Regions from separate parts of the Homo sapiens genome. Here region 1 is linked to region 2. A link is a loop called in an ENCODE intact Hi-C map of the cell type or tissue named here. Cell type or tissue: thyroid gland. All regions are shown on one strand. Each heading gives the region's core, and the rest is flanking DNA. Links, peaks and the distances in the headings are about the cores only.

Region 1 (2,918 bases), core at 324-2,823, 820 kb before region 2:
CCTTTACATAATAAGATTTGATCCTTATAAGAATTACTGTATTTCCTTTCTTCTGAATCGTCACACTCTTTTTTCTGAATCCTTCTTTTCTACCTTTAAGTATATTCAGATCTCTTTCATCAGGAAAACGTAAAAACTAAGTAAGGGCAAAATATTTAGTGGAATATTTTCAAAATTCCATTTATAAAACACTGGTTCCCTAAAACATCAACAGCTGTTCAGAATTGTTTTCCACAATGCAATGCATATCTGCAAACTGAAAGTCCAGAGAAGTACAATAATAGACTGCGTTAATTTAATTAAATATTTCCCCAGCATATTTAATCATGGAATCATTTTTCTGCCAAATACCTGTTAACATCCCATGGAATGAGGAAGTACTCCTGGGAACATTACTCGTCACTCATTTGAATCAGGTCTTTTTAGACTACCAGTCATTCCTTATTGCTAAATGCAGTAGGCTTTCTAGAGGTCTTACTCTCTTTGCCTTGCTCCCAGTATTACAATATCTGGTCAAAATGGATTATTCCGTTTCCCCAATCGCTCTCACACTTTTCCTCATGCAGTTAACTCTTCCTGGGTGCCTTTTATTATAAGATCACTAACCTTTTGAAATCCTAACAGTCCTTCAATGTCTGTCGATGCCACTTCTTCCATGTTGGCTTTTAACTTTTTTTTTTTTTTTAGATGGAGTCTCGCTCTGTCAGCCAGGCTGGAGTGCAGTAGCATGATCTCAGCTCACTCCCTGCAACCTCTACTTCCCGGGTTCAAGCGATTCTTCTGTCTCAGCCTCCCTTGTAGCTGGGATTACAGGTGCCTGCCACCACGCCCGGCTAATTTTCGTATTTTTAGTAGAGACAGGGTATCACAATGTTGGCCAGGCCGGTCTCGAACTCCTGACCTCAGGTGATCCGCCCACCTCAGCCTCCCGAAGTACTGGGATTACAGGTATGAGCCACTGAGCCTGGCCTTAATTTTTTAACTTAAGTTAATTTTAGCTATGGTCGAAACGATCTTGTATTTCATTGTGTATTTATCAAAAAACATATATTGTCTATATAGTGTTTGGAAAACATTTGACAGGGATTAAAATCTTTTATATCTACCAGTATATTCTGAGAACTTGATACTTCGGCTTGAGGGAACCCTACTTATTGTTGGTAGATCCCAATATCATTACCAAAGAGGCATGCAACCTGGAAAAAGTAATCTAAAGTAGTCATAAGAAAGTATCTTCGGCCGGGCACGGCGGCTCACGCCTGTAATCCCAGCACTTTGGGAAGTCGAGGCGGGCGGATCACGAGGTCAGGAGATCGAGACCATCCTGGCTAACGCAGTGAAACCCCGTCTCTACTAAAACAATACAAAAAATTTAGCCGGGCTTGGTGGCGGGTGCCTGTAGTCCCTGCTACTCGGGTGGCTGAGGCAGGAGAATGGTGTGAACCCGGGAGGCGGAGCTTGCAGTGAGCCGAGATCGCGCCACTGCACTCCAGCCTGGGCGACAGAGCCAGACTCCGTCTCAAAAAAAAAAAAGTATCTTCACTGGAGAATTACTGTGAGAAATAGAAATAACTTTGCTCATGATAGCCTATTTGTGATTGTTCCTTAACATTCTTAATAAATGACTAAAAAGAGTTGCGATGTAACAGACCAGATTCTAATCCTGATTTTGTCAATACCTTGAACACATCATTTCATCTCTCCAGGTCTCCCCGCCCCGTTCCTGCCTAGAGCTAGGTGAGGAAGCTTGTGCCCTCTGACTCCAAGCCAACCTGAGTATTTAAGTCCCCGGCCTGTCGCATCTTGGGTGGGTTTAGGCCCATTCCGTATGTGGCCACTAGCTGGCAGGATTGCCACATGGTGTGCTTGGCCACTCCCCATCTGCACCTTCATCTTTTCCAGGAAGGATTCGCCCTCAGGCTGATTCTGGACCAAAACAAACAGAACATTCCACCTGGCAGCAGCCAAGTCCCCAGCACTATTGTGCCAAGGAGACTCTTTGATTTGCCTCAAGCCCAGAGAATAAACTACGATTCCAGGGGACAGCTGACTCCAGCCCATCTACCATGCTCCAGTAGAGACCTTCAGGTGACCCAGGTCAACACCAAGCCACCCTCTGGAGGATCTGATGCTGCCTCAGAAACAACACCTCATGCCTCATCAGATACTAATGGAAATGTGGGATACAGGCTTTTAATATGTGGCAATCACATTAATTTCTCTGATCCTCAATTTATTGCTTTGTAAAATGAGTGTGAGCTGGGTTTCTGAACTGTGTCTCCCAATGCTACAGGCAGTGTAGGATCCTGGGAAGAATATGGTGTTTTTGAACACAGATGTGCTTTTGTGTTTTTGTTTTTGTTTTTGTTTTGTTTTTTTGACAAAGTCGCTCTGTCACCAGGCTGGAGTTCAGTGGCGTGATCTCTGCTCACTGCAACCCCCGACTCCCTGGTTCAAGCGATTCTCCTGCCTCAGCTTCCTGAGTAGCTGGGATTACAGGCGTGTGCCACCACGCCCAGTTAATTTTTGTATTTTTAGTAGAGACGGGGTTTCACCATGTTGGCCAGGATGGTCTCGATCTCCCGACCTCGTGATCTGTCCGCCTCGGCCTCCCAAAGTGCTGGGATTACAGGCGTGAACCACCGCACCCGGCTGATGTGCTTTAAATCCCATCCTTGCCATTTATATGATTCTGATGGGTTCAGGACACATTACCCCAAGGTATAGCAGCTTGGTATCTGAGAAAACAGCAGAAGCAGGAAAGTCTCTCATTTTCTCCTCACCTTTCCCCAAAGCAGGTGATAAGATCCTCATTCCAGGGGTATCCTCCTAATGTCCAGAGAAAAGGAACTACTCTACCTCTGAAGAGATAGAGAATAATCTGAACAAACAGACCTTGTTAAGTTTCCCCAGTTTGT
Region 2 (2,918 bases), core at 237-2,736:
CCTGCCTCTGCCTCCCAAAGTGCTGGGATTACAGGCATGAGCCACCACTCCCGGCCTTCTAATATTTTAAAACATTTTGACCTCAAAATTGTGAAGACTATGCTGATACAATGTAAAAGCCAAGCTGTGAGGTGTGGAGAAAAGGTAAGGAAAACAACTGGCCCACTTCTCCCTCAGGTCTCCAGAATATCTGTCATACCTCATTAACGGTACTTGTTTAGATCCACCTGTCCTACTGGCCCATGTTCCTGAGATGCAAGGACCTTATTACTTGTCCTTAGTTTAGCGTAAGTGGTTAAACAGGAAGCCTGGGAAGTCAGATTACCCGAGATAACATTAAGACTTTTTCCCTTACTGCGTGGCATTAGTCAACTTACTTAACCTCTCTGAGCCTCTGTTTTCTTATACATTAAATAGAACATAATAATGTTTTCTATAAGGGAATGTCTCCAGTCCCTGAGCAAAAATCTCTAGCATCCTTAAAGGAGGAAGTTGTAGCTGAGAAAAGACTTACTGAAGGAAAGGAAAAGGAAATGCCACTGACCTAGAGTTCTGCATGCCTTTTTCATGTAATCTTGATGATTGAGAGATTTATGTGTATTGTTCAGCACAGTGCCTGGCTCATAATGCACATGACAAAGACAGCTATATTTCCTAGTATCTGTGCTCTCCTTTCTTTGGTAATAATGTCACTAAAATTTTAGTGGGGTGTGTGTCTAGTTTTAGAAGGATAGAACTTGGGCAGCCTAGCAAAACTTCATCTCTACAAAAAATTTAAAAATTAGCCAGGAGTGGTGGTGTGTGCCTGGGATCCTAGCTACTCAGGAAGCTGGGGCAGGAGGATCGCTTAAGCCCAGGAGTTCAAGGTTACAGTGAGCTCTGATCACACCACTTCACTCTAGCCTGAGTTACAGAGCAAGGCCCTTTCTCCAGAAAAATAAAGAAAGATGGCCAGGGAGTACTGCAAGGAAATGGTGAGGTGCATGTGGCTGTGGCTAGAGGCAGGTATTTACTTAGAGAGACCATTGCCATGATCAAGTGGGGAGGAATGGTCTACACTCAGTTGGAGAGGCATGGTGAGCACTAGGGTGCCTCTGGGTTAGTCAGCTAGAATCTATGAATGCCACAGGGAGAGAGGAAAGTGGGCAGAGAGGGAGAAGGAAGAGAGAGGACACCCAGATTTTCAGCATGGTGACTAAGTCATGGTGACATAATTCACTGAACTGGAGGAGGAACCAGTTTGGGAGGCAAGTGATGAGTGTCACTGAGGACATGTTGGGGTGGAGGGGCCTAGCATGTGTCCCATCCAGATGTCCAGTGGTGTTCCTTTGCTCATCGCCTCTGTGGAGTGGCATTTCATCATCAATGAGTCCCGAAAAAGGGTTTTGCAAAGAGCACTCAAATGTTCTGTGCCTGGGAGATCAAAACAACCCCGCAGAGACAGCAAAAACACGCCCAGCCCACAGAAACCCTCAAGCTGCCTCCCTGCCCTTTCTGGTTTGCTTCCCAAGCCTGCAGCTCAGACAGCCTCACCCCATCCAGGATCCCTGCCTGGGTAGGAGACAAAAGGTGTGTATCCACAGCACAGAACGACCTACTGTATCCACCCAGTCAGCAATGGTTTCTATGAAACATTTGATCACAGGGTGCAGGGGTTTTTGTTTGTTTTCCTTCCACTGGATAATCGTTTCAGTGACAATAGCTAATGGCTGTGATTGTGTCAAACATTAATGATAGTTATTTCCCTGTTGAAATTCTGCCCCCTGCAGACACTTCCCTGAAATTCTATTTTGCACCAACTCTGTGTTGGCTCTCCTAGGTCTTATAAAGCTAAGAAAGACGGGAAGCAAATCTGCCACCTTGACCTCAGACAAGGGGAGGTCAAACTGCAAAAATGGATAAATGTCTTTCTCAGTAAGGAGTTTTAAGGAGGAGCCCACAGTCTTGGAGACCCAGCCCAGCATTTAACCAATGCTTGATAATGCCTGTTACTACACTAAATCCTTTGTATGTGTTATCTCATTTAACCCTTAATACTAAACAACAGGCAAGGAAAATGAGGCTCAGAGAGGGTAAAAAATTTGCCTAACACCACATAGCTAAGAAATGATGGAGATGGCATTCTAAATCGAACCTGTCTTACTCTAGTTGCCAGTGCTTAACCATCAGTCCTGCATTTCACATCCCTGGTGATATGATCACAATCTACCTTGCTGTAATTTAAGTCCAGGTTTTCTAACTCAGTTTGCCCTATTTGGTACTTGCTGTTCTTCAGATGTGGGCTCCCTGTTTTACCAAAAAGAATGTGCATGGTTTCCTATCATCCACCCAGTGCTAGAAGAGCAGAAGTCTTGGCCATGAAGAAACTCAGTAGTGGTGTCTCTGGATCTACTTGCTTCTAGAACTGATCAGTGGGGTAAACAGTGGTGACCAGTCTTGCTGGCCCTGCAAAAAGACGCTGCCTGGTGGAGCTGTTCCTGCAGGTGACCACTTCACCAACAAGTGTAGTGCTTCTCTAACAGTGGGCATAATGGTCTTAAGAACAGAAAAGCAGCCGTGTGCAGTAGGTGGTTCATGCCTGTCATCCTAGCACTTTGGGAGGCCGAGGCAGGATGATAGCTTTAGCCCAGGAGTTCAAGCCCAGCCTGGGCCATATAGTGAGACCCCATGTCTGTTTTATTATTAAATATATACATATATATTTTTTAAATTTACCCATATTCAGTGCACAATTCAACAATTTTTAGTAAATTTACCAAGTTGTGCAATCAGGTAGAACATTTTGAATCTCCTTGCATCCTACCACTAAAACATTCCCAACAGCTAGGTTAGCAAAATCAAAAACCCATGGCCAGCAACTACAACAAACCCTAGCAACCAGATTCTCCTTGAGCTCCAAAATTTGAGTGAGTGGAAAC

What was found. Hi-C counts contacts between places; a loop is a spot of excess contacts. Peaks named below come from ENCODE experiments on the same cell type or tissue, not always from the same donor. Only the 100,000 strongest peaks of a DNase experiment are listed, where the experiment ranks them.
Region 1: a loop joins it to region 2, with 9 times the contacts of the local background. A loop is called at or near these places in 8 of 110 quality-filtered maps.

Annotation. Positions count from the first base shown.
Region 1 is chr1:68,341,857-68,344,774 of GRCh38, reverse strand. No RefSeq gene overlaps it. Among named protein-coding and RNA genes, the nearest start is that of RPE65, 110 kb to the left of the region's middle. In thyroid gland, for the core only: a CTCF peak has its summit at 1,841 (motif pointing right); a DNase peak (open chromatin) is centred at 1,874.
Region 2 is chr1:67,523,194-67,526,111 of GRCh38, reverse strand. The region is part of intron 1 of LINC01702 (long intergenic non-protein coding RNA 1702); the gene reads right to left. Among named protein-coding and RNA genes, the nearest start is that of LINC01702, 2.3 kb to the right of the region's middle. In thyroid gland, for the core only: no CTCF peak of the experiment used is centred there; a DNase peak (open chromatin) is centred at 1,441.